Linked DNA regions of Homo sapiens: region 2 is linked to region 1. Evidence: chromatin contacts called from ENCODE Hi-C or POLR2A ChIA-PET data. All regions are on one chromosome and are shown on one strand. Each heading gives the region's core, a stretch centred on a gene start or an enhancer-like site at or near the end of the contact. The rest is flanking DNA. Distances are from core to core; before and after follow the strand shown.

What was found. A loop is a pair of places that touch in the nucleus more often than their neighbours do. ChIA-PET counts read pairs that join two places held with the same protein, here RNA polymerase II (POLR2A). Pooled maps may share reads with other maps.
Region 2: a map of endothelial cell of umbilical vein shows a loop between it and region 1 (10-fold over the local background). The contact joins two enhancer-like sites. A Hi-C loop is called at or near these places in 1 of 168 maps with a recorded cell type or tissue (endothelial cell of umbilical vein) and 2 of 50 pooled maps. POLR2A ChIA-PET finds 5 or more read pairs at or near these places in 2 of 52 experiments (GM12878 and naive thymus-derived CD8-positive, alpha-beta T cell).

The regions. Positions count from the first base shown.
Region 1 is chr1:98,083,379-98,089,761 of GRCh38, reverse strand. All of the region lies in intron 1 of LOC124900404 (a long non-coding RNA gene), which reads right to left. Among named protein-coding and RNA genes, the nearest start is that of MIR137HG, 37 kb to the right of the region's middle. RefSeq lists an enhancer at 2,331-2,880. Within about 2 kb of position 3,406, at least 2 of the 41 ENCODE cell types and tissues checked have a DNase peak (open chromatin) inside an H3K27ac peak, as active enhancers do.
Region 2 is chr1:98,385,099-98,391,481 of GRCh38, reverse strand. No RefSeq gene overlaps it. Among named protein-coding and RNA genes, the nearest start is that of LINC01776, 180 kb to the right of the region's middle. Within about 2 kb of position 2,906, at least 6 of the 41 ENCODE cell types and tissues checked have a DNase peak (open chromatin) inside an H3K27ac peak, as active enhancers do.

The DNA of each region.
Region 1 (6,383 bases), core at 2,157-4,656:
CTTATCCTTTTCTAAAACTGCATAATATTCCATCATGTGGATGCACTTGAGTTTGAATAATCAGCTTCCTATAGATGAACATCAGGTTATATCCAATTTTTTGCTGCTATATAAAATGTTTCAATGAATAGTGATATTCAGTCATAACTTCATATTAGTGCCTTTTATATGCATTATGTATATAGTAGAAGTTCCTGGAAGTGGGATTACTGAATTATAAGGTAAATTCACTTACAATTTTTATAGGTATTATCAAGTTGCTGTCCAGTGTAATACATGAGAGACAGTAGTTTTATTTTGCATTGCTCTTATTCTAAATCACTCCATGCTTGTCAAATATACTGTTTTCACTAGGCTTCCAGAAGACAATTTCTCTCTTGATTCTCTCCTTAGGCTAATGATTCTCTCTTTTTCTGACTTCTTTCTATGACCCAACCTCTAAATGTGGCATGCCCTCACAGCTCAGCTTTTGTTTTCTCCAGTAGAATATCCCTAGAATCCAGAATAGCACCTGTCACAGAATATATGTTCAATAAATATGCATGAAAAGAATGTAATATTTGCAGAATTTAACTTCCACAAAACCTTGCAAAGTAATAAATAGTAATCACATTTTATAGTTGAGGGCACTAAAATTTAGTAGTTACATAATTTTCCAAAATCACTGCTAGTAAGTGGTAGAGGCTAAGATTAAACCTAGGTCTGGTGAATCCAAAGCTAGGAGAAAGAAAAAATGACAGTTGCAAAGAAGTGTAGTTCAATATTATCTACATTTGGAAAACTGTAAACAACGTAATTGTCCTACAGTAAGGAGTGTTTAAATAAATAAATATTAACTTTATTATTATGAGTCCATTAAAATGAACATTATAGAGACTATGTGGTTACATGGGAAATTCTTCTGATATTAAAATGTACATCTAGATTATGATTACAAATGATTAATAAACTAAAAGATTTACATTTTTTGTCTAGAGGACTATGAATTTCTTTTTATCTGACTTCTGTGATTATAATGTTTATTTAACTTCTAGACACATATTAAGAAAATAGAAAAATCTTTATTTTAAATCTTGTATAAATATACCTATATTAGGATAACATGTTCCGCTGACTAGCAGTCTCTATGATATCCTGTAATTTTTGAAGAAAAGAACAAACGTTGAAATCATAATGTAAACATAACACACAATTTCATTGCATATATTGTTACAGAAAATATGCAGTAGATATTGGCTTGGGATACCTGACAATTAGCAACTTTAAAAAAAGTAGGTCATGTACTATATAAACACTATATAAATCTTCAGTAAATAACCACGATACCATGTAATAACTTCCTTTCATATCAAAACAGTTTTTTTATCACTTATATTATCATTTAAACTATCTTTAATTTGGCATGGTTTTCTTCTTCCCTTAATAGACTCCTCTATAAAGTGTAATATTTCCAAGAACACAAAATAGAACTGCAGTTGCTATTTAACTTAATACTCTAAAGTTTTTAAACTAACAAAATAACGTTTAGTTATTTGAAAATTAATGATGATATCTCATGTAAATCCACAATTTTATATGTATACTGTTCACATTGTTGTTAAAATATAGCAGAATGCAGATGGTGATAACAAAACTGATATTATCTGACATAAATATAAATTTGTCAGACAAATGTGCTATCTCGCTCTGTACTCTATGAAATATAGGGATAAACTACAGGCACTTTTAATCCAACCAGTAAATTTTTTTAGAGTTATTAATCTCTGGTAGAGAATCAAATAATTCAAATATTTAAACAAGTTAGAAATCAGTATGCTTACATGATCCAAAAGTAATCCAACGGAATTAAGTGTAATGCTATCTTCCCAGAACTTAGTTTTTAAACACATATACACATGCAACAAACATAAAGACTCCAGATAAAAATTGATTTTGATTATGGTCAAATACTGACAAATAGGTTTATCTTCCTTATTCTGCATCTCAAACCATAGTAGAAAAGAATATTAATGATGAAATGTATAAAGGGTTTATGTAATAACTATGGTAAAGATTGATTGAGCACCATTGCTCCGCGAACCGTCTAAAATAAATGGGGTCTTGAGAAAGAGATATTTTTCTGCATCTCAAAGCCATCTCCTCTACTTGGGCTCACAATACTCTCTCCTCACCTGTCGAGGCATCTTCTCACCTGTCGAGAGCACATTCATAGCATCTTTCTTTTACAGCTTCATCTCTCCTTCTCCATGGGCTTCTTCCCTTGTGTCTCCAAATATGCATGATTCTCCATTTAAAAAGCAAAAATTATTTCTTTTCATTCTTCTAATTCTTCTAACCTATTAATATATTCCTTTCCACAAATTTTCATAGGAATCATATGCATTTTACTCTGGATGATGAAGGCTAGTAAGACTGAGCAGCATGACATGAATTCATTAACATATTTAACACTAGGCAAGGGTCGTATGAGATTCACTGAATGAGATTAGTAGCCCACAAATCCTCTTCTTTACTTGCTTCTTTTAAGAACTCAACCATTCTCATTTCTCATTACTGAGCTTCCATTCAAACTAAATATCCTTTGTTCATTCTTCAACTCTTCAACAGAGCACATTTCACTCTTTTTTCATAACAATGAAGCTCTGGCTGCTTTCCCGCCTTTCCACACTCTCATTTGAGGTTACTTGCATTGTCCCTCTCTATAGCTTCGTCTGTCTGCAAATGCCTCCTACAAGACACTCTTTTCTCCTTAGCATTTACTCTTCAGGAGAATTCATCCAGTCTCATATCTAATCACTGACTCATTCTGCAAACATTCAGAGGGTGTTTATTCTATGCATGCCAGTGTCCTGAGCACTGAGTTCACAAGTATGAGTAAGGCAACATACTTGTCCTTAGAGAGCTTAGAATTGAGTTGAGGAAAAGACAAAAAAAAAAAAGAAAAGAAAGCAGTTATTGAGGTGTAGCTAGGACAATGGGCCCTGCAGAGGAGAGGAAGCCTCCTAGATAACGGAACATTTGAATCATAACTTAGTAGAAGATGGTCAGGTATTTAAACATATATATACATATATACCTATATACATATTTAATATGTGATATATGTTTACATAATATTATATATACACATAATATTATATATTATATATGTATATATGTGTATATATTGTATGTGTAAATGTGTGTATATATACACACATATATGTGTATATATTGTATGTGTATATATACACACATATATGTGTATATATTGTATGTGTATATATGTGTATATATACACATATGTGTCCCACATGCCTAAAACTTACTCCTCCTTTTTTTTTTTTTTTTTTTTTTTGGAGATAGTGAGATGGGGTTTCCCTCTGTCACCCAGTCTGGAGTGCATGATCCTGACTCACTGCAACCTCCACCTCCTGGGCTCAAGAGATTCTCACGCCTCAAACTCCTGAGTAGCTGTGACCACAGATGCATGCCACCATGCCTGGCTAATTTTTTGAATTTTTGGTAGAGACAGGGTTTTGCCATGTTGCCCAGGCTGGTCTCAAACTCCTGGGCTCAGGTGATCTGTCCCCCCAGCCTCCCAAAGTACTGAGCCACTTTTGGCCTGGTCACTCTCTCTTTCTTTAAAACAACTCCCCTCTTCTACTTCGCCATTTCTTTAACACTGCAATGGGGCTCTCTGGTCCACTAGACTTGAAAAGCCCACATTCACATTCTATCATTCTTAGGAAAAATATATTTTGCCCATACCAATTATACTGTTACCATTTTAACTTCAGAAAATCCTGGATGGGTGTGAGCGTTTGACTTAAAAAAGTACAAATCCTAGGTTTTCTTGCAATCAGTGAATTTAATCAGTCTGGGGCAGCTTGGGAAACAGGTATTTTTTTTAATATCACCAGGTGACTCTAATATGAAGCCACTTGTCTATGTTCTCATCACTACAAACCTCCATCTAATCTGTCCCTAATCTGTTTCAACAGAAAAATGTCAAATTAATCTTGCAAAAACACTGCTTTAATCACATTTCTCAGATCTAATACAACTGGAACCTTCTCACTTGATCTCTGCAATTTAAAATTCTAAAAAAATTCTGTCTTCTAACAAATATTCTTCATTCATTCATGTAATCAGCTGTTATTCAGTATCTAAATGTTAGGCTCAGGGAACTGATAGTTCTCAACTCCTCACAGTCTTCATTCCAACAAAAAAGACAGACACTATATAACCACAATTAAGTGTGATCAGTCTTAAGACAAGGAAATACTAGACTCTAAAGAAACCCATAACAAGAGAAGTTAGCTTAGTTGTCAAAGATGATCCGCTACGCTTTAAATTGAAACATCATCAAAAATTTATCAGGTAAAATGGAGAGGGAAAGGGACGATTTCCAAAAGGTAGGCCAGCATAAGCAGCATATGGTGGTTAAGTGAGAGAGATACCTCACCACTTTTGAAATGTGGAAATAGTTTCATTTCTAAGGGGGGTAATTTGTAAGGAGAACTGTTAGATATGAGTGAGGCCAGACCACACAGGCCCTTATAATGCAGCTAAGGAGTCTGGACTTTATTCTGAAGGAAATGGAAAATCACTGAGTACTTTTATGCAGGGAGTCATTTGCAAGTTTGTGTTTTTGAAAGATCACTCCAGCAGCAATGCAAGGAACAGATGAAGGGGAAGCAAAATTAGAGTTGGAGAGGACATGTGAGAGACTTGCAGTAATAATGAAAGAGATAGGGAATGGATGGTTTGGATTAAAGAAAATTAGATGGATTGGGAAGGAGTTCAGATTTAGAGTCAACAGTCCTTGGTGACAGCGAATATAAGGAACAGAGTGATACTAGGGATGACTCCCATATTACTGGTTTGGAAAAGTTGGTGAATGGAAGCATGATTTACTGAAGCAAAGAATATTGCCAGCAAAACAGTATTTTCTGTGTTGTCGGGTGGAGAAACGTAATTAACTCACTTTCAGATATTTTAAGTTTGAAGTTTCTTAAAAACAAGTTGGCTCTGAGTGAATGGATATCAGAGTGGTGGGACAACAATCAGGAGTGGCCACAGATGCCAAAGGAAAGGAGGAAAGGTAGTGAATGTTGCAGGAAGGGGCTTATTAGATTCGCAGACCCATCAGTTATTAGTAACCTAAGGGGGAAGGCAGAGTAGAGTGTGCTGAAGAGTGATAATGAAGGGAGAAAATGGACAGTCAGTGTTGAAAACTCTCCCAAAAGTCTGATCAGGGAAGAAAAGAAAGATTTTGAAATAATCAGAGGAAGTGCTGCACTTTACGATGGTTTGTTTTCCTTGGGTCAATGAGTTTGGTAGGAGTTTTGTTTAGTTTTAAATTTGATAAGTAGGCATATGTTTACATTCTGAAGGAAAGGGCCAGCATAAAGAGAAACACTGAAAATCATGAGGAGACAGTATGTATAACCATGGCTCAAAGTCTATGAGACATTAAGAGAGGGTGAGATCCAGAAAAGAATTGGAGCCTTTAAAAACCTTTATGTAAGGGAAGTTCCTTCTCAATCTTAGTAGGATGGAAACGACTGTCAAATAATAGCTTATTCCAATGCAATTTTAACTATTCCAGAAAACAGTAAGGACAATAAATTTTTTAAAAAAATTAAAAAGCAATGAAAGCATTCATACTAAAACATGAAAAAAATTCAAAAGCATCTACAGAAAAATCTCACTTGTGAATATCAGTGCAAATATCCTAAGTGAGATGTTAAAAAGCAAAATCAAGAAATGGTTTAACATAACAAGAAGAAAAGAGGTGTAGTAGCTGAACATCTTCAGGAATGCCAAGATGGGAGTTGAATGCCAGTCACTGTTGGCATTTAATAGGAAGAAGGGGGAAGACGGAAGAGGAAGGAAATCTATGCCAGGTATTCCTCTTCTTGTTAGGAAAGCAAATATTCTTCTAAGTTTCCCTGGAAGTCTGCTGTTTGTCATATGGGCCATAATTGAGTCACTTGGCCTCTCGTAACTAAAAATGAGGGTGTGTGGTGAGCAATTACCTCCAAACTCAGTGTAGAAGCAGCAAGGGAGCTTGGGATTGAGAATGGCTTGCGAATACTCATCAATAATCTATGCACAGCATGCATTCATTTCTTTGTATTTTACTCTTTACTGTATCTTAATTTACATTTGCAAATCAAAGTATAAATTGATGCTGCTGTAAAAAAATTAAAACTAAAAAAAGAACTACTTTAAAATTATAGTACATCACAAGTAAAACCATCAAATCTATTAATCTAATTCACCTAATTGACAGAAAAAAATTATATAGTCATTCCTTGGATCAGAAAAGACATGACAACATTAAACATCCATTCTAGATTTTTTTAAACATTCATCAAAATAAGTATATATGAATA
Region 2 (6,383 bases), core at 1,657-4,156, 300 kb before region 1:
AGATAAGCAAAGCACAAACCCACTTTATAAAGTATGAAAATGACTTTATACAATAAATGTTTCATTATGATAGTGTCTATGGGTGTGACATAATGTCTAGGGGCCAAGGTACAGCATGGAGTCTTCCCTGAGAGGTAGATAAGAAAGCCTTAAAAATGTAAAAGTGTACTTAGGACACAGAAATATTCACCAGTAGTGGGTGTATAAAGACATCCTTAAAGCCACAGTTTTACTAGAGAGGATCCCACCAACAGGAGATAGGGCAGTGGACCTCTTGGAATAGCAACACCATTTGGGTAGCAAGGATTATATCACAGGTACCTGTGGCTTCAAATATTACCCAAGTACTCTCTCTTTGAAACAGATTCAAAATGCAGTCTGGAAGGATTTTCAGCCATTGTGATATTTTTAATGTGTATAATCTTTGTAGCTATCTCTCTATTCCTTTACTTACACTTCAGTTTGCTAGATTATTTCTAATATGCTTAAGATTTGTAATGGAGGTCAGTCTCCAGGTTTGGCCAAAGGAGTAACAGCCAAAGTTTGTGAGTTGAGGAGTTATACTGTCAAAAGGTAACCCAGTCCTTAATTTCACTTCAAATATATGGAGATCCCAGTACAGTGATTAAAGACATTTTCATTCAACTCCAAATTCCTTGAAGACATAGGCTGTATCAAGTCATTCATGTAACTTGTAAGAATAATTTCACTTGTATTAGATTTATTTCTTTTAAATGTCCTAATGCAACCAGACTTATTCCGTAAAAACTACACTGAAGGCAATAATAATAAAATTGTCGCTGTAGAGAAATTTGAAAACCCAGAACACAGTAGCTCAGCCCTGTAATCCCAGTGCTTTGGGAGGCCAAGGTGGGAGGATGTCTTGACACCAAGAGTTCAAGATTAGCCTGGGCAACATAGCGAGGCCCTGTCTCTACAAAACAAAAGTAAAAATAAAACCCAGAACACACTAAGAGAGGAAGGAGGGGATTCAATATTCTGCCATAATCCTGACTGAACTCCAAGTCGTTACTGACACCCCACTGATGCCTTATTGAAAATAGTCAGTGTTTGGTTGTAAGAATTTTTCCAGAATTTTGACTTTGAAGTATTTCTTTTCTATTGATTTCCATCATCCTTTTGTTTGGGAATTTGTTCCCTTATTCCTAAATACTTTAATAGCCAGCTAACCGTCCTTCCTCCCTCTAGTTTGCCACATGGCCTCTGGGATTAAACTTCTTAAAACACCACTTGATTGGGCTTTAGATCTTCAATGGTTTCTTTCAATCACTGGATCCTGGATCCATAAGTCCTCAGTGAAGTCTGCCTAAATCCTCTCTCCATCTGAAAGCATTCTTTCTTTCCTTTAAACATTTTCTGTACCCTTTTAATGGCTTCTGATGCAATTCTACTTTTATTACAGTAATTTTCTTCCATAGCTTGTCTTCTGGACTCTACTGTTCTACTGTTGATGTCATGTCTGTGTCTGATTCATCTCTGGTTCCCATCAGGCTCCTGGTAAGAATGCTGAGCACATAGGAGCATAATGCTTTGCTAAGTGAATATTTGTAGGATGAACCAATGGAGACTCTCAGCACTCTAGAAATAGAACTGATAATTTCAGATTCTATAGCCAGTGCAAACTATATGTAATGGTCTTAGCCAAATATATTTATTAAAACCTTGGAACTCTGATCTTATACCTAAGATTCTGTTTAGCAATGAGGTGCAGTGAATTATAAAGCATGACTCCTAGGACATTGTGCTGACTGGGTGGCCAAATATTTACAAAACAATCCAGTTAACCATTGGCTTAGTTTTATCATCCATGAAATGGGGAGAATATCAGCCTCATGTTATTGTTGCTGTGGCTGGCCAAGACATCCTATGTGAAAATGTTATGAAAAGTTACAAGAACTATATAAAGATTCGGGTTATTGTCTTATTTTACAAACACCATTACTAAATTGATTATTTGCTTATCTGCTTCTCCCACATTTTTGCATATGTGAATATATGGACAGGGCTGGGTAAGGTGGCTCATACCCATAATCCCAGCACTTTGGGAAGCCGAGGCAGGAGGATCACTTGAGGATCAGGAGCTCTAGACCAATCTGGCCAACATAGTGAAACCCTGTCTCTACTAAAAATAAAAAAATTAGCCAAGCTTGGTGGCATGTGCCTTTAGTCCCAGCTACTTGAAAGGTTGAGGCATGAGAATCGCCTGAACCCGGGAGGTGGAGGTTGCAGTGAGCTGAGATTGCACCACCGCACTCCAGCCTGGGAGACAGAGTGAGACTCCATCTCAAAAGTGAAAAATAATAAATAAATAAATGAACAAACAAATAAAAATGAGGGAAAAATCTATTTAAACAGTGCTGAGACAAAATATTTTAGTATTCTTTACTATGCCTCTAAATATTTGATAGATTATTAGTAGACATAAACATAGAAGACACTATTTCACATTTGCATGTTAATGAAACATTATAAATTATACATTATTTTCTATGTGGAGTACTGGAACAGTATTCATTTTTTTATGGCCATAAAAACTTAGATTGTCTCCTGAAACAGACATCAAATCCCCTTCTGTAATAGTGCCAGAAAGATCTGCAAGCTTTTTAAACCATCTCTAGTGAAATCACATAGATTTGTTTGTGCCGCTTTGCAACACGCTAGTGTGAAAGTTCATTTTAAACAAAACAGTTTTAATAATGTCATTACTAATGTACATTTGGTCATCACTAAAAAATGGGGTTTTAATATGAATGTTTCATTTTAATAAACGGCAGAGGAAGCAAGTTGCCCTGAGTCAGCAGGAAGTGGTTATACACCAGAGAACAGCCTGATTGTGTTAGATTCATCCAGAACACTGAACAACCCAGAGACGGTCCAAGAAAAAACAACTGGCTTTATTCAAATGATTAGGCTTACTGCAGCTCAATACTGAGATTCACACATTCTCCTATTATTTCTTGACCTTGTGCCAGAAACTCCCACTTACAGTAATAATTAGAATTAGTGTTTCCAGTGCATGCCTCCATCTTCCTAACAAACAGTAAAAAAAAGTGGCGCTTACAAACTATGCAGTTAATGAACATTTTCTTTATTTTGTTTGATTAATACAGCACAATTTCCCTAAATCTTTACCATTACACCCAAGTATATCTTACTTTTATAGCTAAATCACTACAAGTACCACTACTAGTACTGTCAATACTAAAATTTTGAAAAGAACCAGTGTTTCTTTCTACCTCTCATTAAATTTTAAGAAACTCCTTTCATTTTCCGGGTCAGAGCACATATGTAAAGCTGTCTTTGACTGCTGTTATTCGGGGTTCTGTGCATTTTTGGTCCAGTAAAGTAGAAAACCGTAAATACCACAAATACTGAATCACAAATGTTGCACTTAGCATATAACACAAATTACTGTGCCTGTTGTTTTAATGAGCACAGTTTGTGGAAAGGTCTGGAAGGGCCCATGAAATCTTTGTAGATGTTGATCAAATGCTTCTGTCTACATTGCCGGTCTGAACCCCTCACCAGGCTTCTCCTTAAGCTCAGCACGCACTTCCACGAGGGGATTGGCAAGAAGAGTCATGTCATATTTATGCGTTCAGTGATTCTTGTAGCTCTGTGGTTATTACCACTCACAGAAGCCTAACACATACATCCTAGGAGTTTACCCTTAGTTGGCAGGACCTAATGGGAAATCAAATAGGAATCATAAGGTGTGAAAAACAAACAGGAGAAAAATAATCAAAACTTAAAGAAATACTTAGTAGAATAAATAGGAAGAGTGAACTGAATTCCTTGTAAGAGATAGAAGTCAGGATTGGAATCCCAAAACCTAGGTTGGACCCCATACCTCTGCCACTAACTGATTTTACTCTGACTGGATGAGGCATCAAGTTAGGAAATTTGGACACTCTGAGCCTTAGTTTTCTTATTTACAAAATTAGGCGAGCAAAATTCCTACTTCAGTCACCTCACTGGTTTGTTGTCAAGAATAAATAAATGGATGCAAGTCTTATAAAGTCTACATGGCTACTGGTTGGTGAGTTTTTGAGTTCATGGCAAGAGACTGTATGGTCAATCCATCACCTTGCTCCCTTGCTTCAAGCCCTTTTTGGCTTCATGCAGCACTTGCTATCCACGCCCCTTGCTTGGCCTACAAGTCCCTCCTAGCCCTGGGCTCTGCTACCCTTTTCAGCATGGTCTCCTACATGCAGCAGCCACATGGGCCTGGGAAGAGGCCAAGATCATTTTCACTTCAAGACCTTTGATATGCAGAGCCCTGTAAATGGAATGCCCTTTCTGGAGAACCTGATGAGGCTGGCCCTTTTTCCTTCTAGCCTAGCTAAATTTTACCTCTTCAGTGGGCCTTTCTTCGCCTCTAGCTACAGTACCTTCTCCCACAGCACTCCCTATCTAACCTATTGTCTTTTTGCAATCTGAAATTATCCTCCCTGCTTCTTCGCTCACCTGATTATCCAAGAGTCCTCACAGAATGTAAGCTAACTAAGAGTGGGACTATTGCCTGTCATGTTCACTGCTTTAAAATTGGCACCTGGAAAAGTGCCCAGCCTGTAGGAGGGACTCAATAAAACTTGTTGACTGACTGATGAATATGACAGTTGGCAGTTCACTGGGAGGGATAGATAGTGGGAAGGGCCCAGCTGGTGTATGAACACCCCGACCACTGCCCTTTTTGTAAACCATGTTAAATGTGTTCTGTGCCTTCATACTATGGCTCCTGGTCTCTTCCTGTCTGAACTACCCATGTATCTCCACTCTATCTTATCTCCCAAGGTAAAAGTAATAATAATAATTATTATTATTGAAAAAAGGAGCAATTATTATTATTGCTGAAAAAAAGGAGCAATATCCTTTTCCTGAGTGATAAATTGACTGATACAAGTCAATTATCTGTCAAGAGTAATAATAATAATTGGGCACTAACTTGTAGCTAAGTATTTTACATATGTAATCTCATTTAAATTCTTAGAATATTTTATTTTTGAGTGAACCAAGGATTAGAGAGATGAAGTAATTTGTAGAAGGTCTCACCACCGCAAGAGGCAGGGCTTGCCCTCAAATGCATGTTGGTGAGAGACTCATGCTATCTCCTGCATCATACTGCTTTGTATATAGCAAAGCCCTTGCGGAGAAGAACTCACACTCTTGCTTCCACACAGCTGGACTCATTTTTTCTTCCCCCCAGTATCCCCTATCCTGGGTGATAAATTGACAGAATTATCAGAGAAATGAATCAGGCAGCTCATGCTCTTGTTTTTTCATTAATGTATATATCTTTTCAGAGGCCTTCTGAATACAAAATAACTGGCAAAGGGACACTCCAGATTGATGATCATAATACTAGCTTACATTTATGGAGCACACACTATGTGTTAGGCATTTGAAGCTTCATGACAACTCTATGAGATATATCATATTTGGATCCCTTCTCACAAATGAGGAAACTGAGCCACAATAGAGTTTAATAATTTGCCTCATGTCACACAGCTAGCAAGTGGTGGAGCTGGGATTTGTACTCACTAGTATGACTAATAGGCAGTGTGCTCAATCACTATGTTAAGCTGATGGGCCCCCGAGATCAAGGCAAGGGCTAGCTTACTTGGCCTATATGTAAAAAAAATCTCATCTTTAACAGCAACTCATTTTTCCATGTAACATCTGGCCTAAGATGAGCCCTTAAATAAATCATTTTCCATTTTTTGGCAATGTTAGTTAATGCTTCAGTCTTGTGATTATTTTTAATATTAGAATGATAAAAAAGTAGCACAGTCTTGGATAAATAAACAACCTATTTTTCATTTGTACAGATGAGCCATCATCCAAATAATATCATTAATCACCTTAATATATCTATCACCATCACTTTCTCTAGACTTGTTTCTTCCTTTGTCAATGAGAAATGTATGAAATAAAACAATTGTGTGATAAGAAATCATGCAAACAATTCACTGGCATTTCCCGTTTCTATTTTAGAATTTTTGTTGCTGTTGTTAAAATCTCAAATATTACAGATTTTAGTTAGGCCCACAATATCATTAAATTTCTCAGTTAAATAAGGGAGGATTTTATTTAAAAAGGAGCAGAAATAGTTGCACAAAGACTCCTAAAGTAAAGGTAGTTTTAATGAGACCTTTTTTTTCACTAAAAATGAGATATATTTTAGAGAAAGTCAACCAAAAGGGGAAAAAATATGACAGAAATTTTGGATCAGGCATTTTCGTAATTAACCACCAATTTCCTGATGATAAGGCAGAAAGCAAGCTAAGTCTTGGAGAAATTGCCCTCTGGGGAGAAAGGAAAAAAGGGATTTTTAGTTTGACAGTTCAACCTTGTACCAGCAC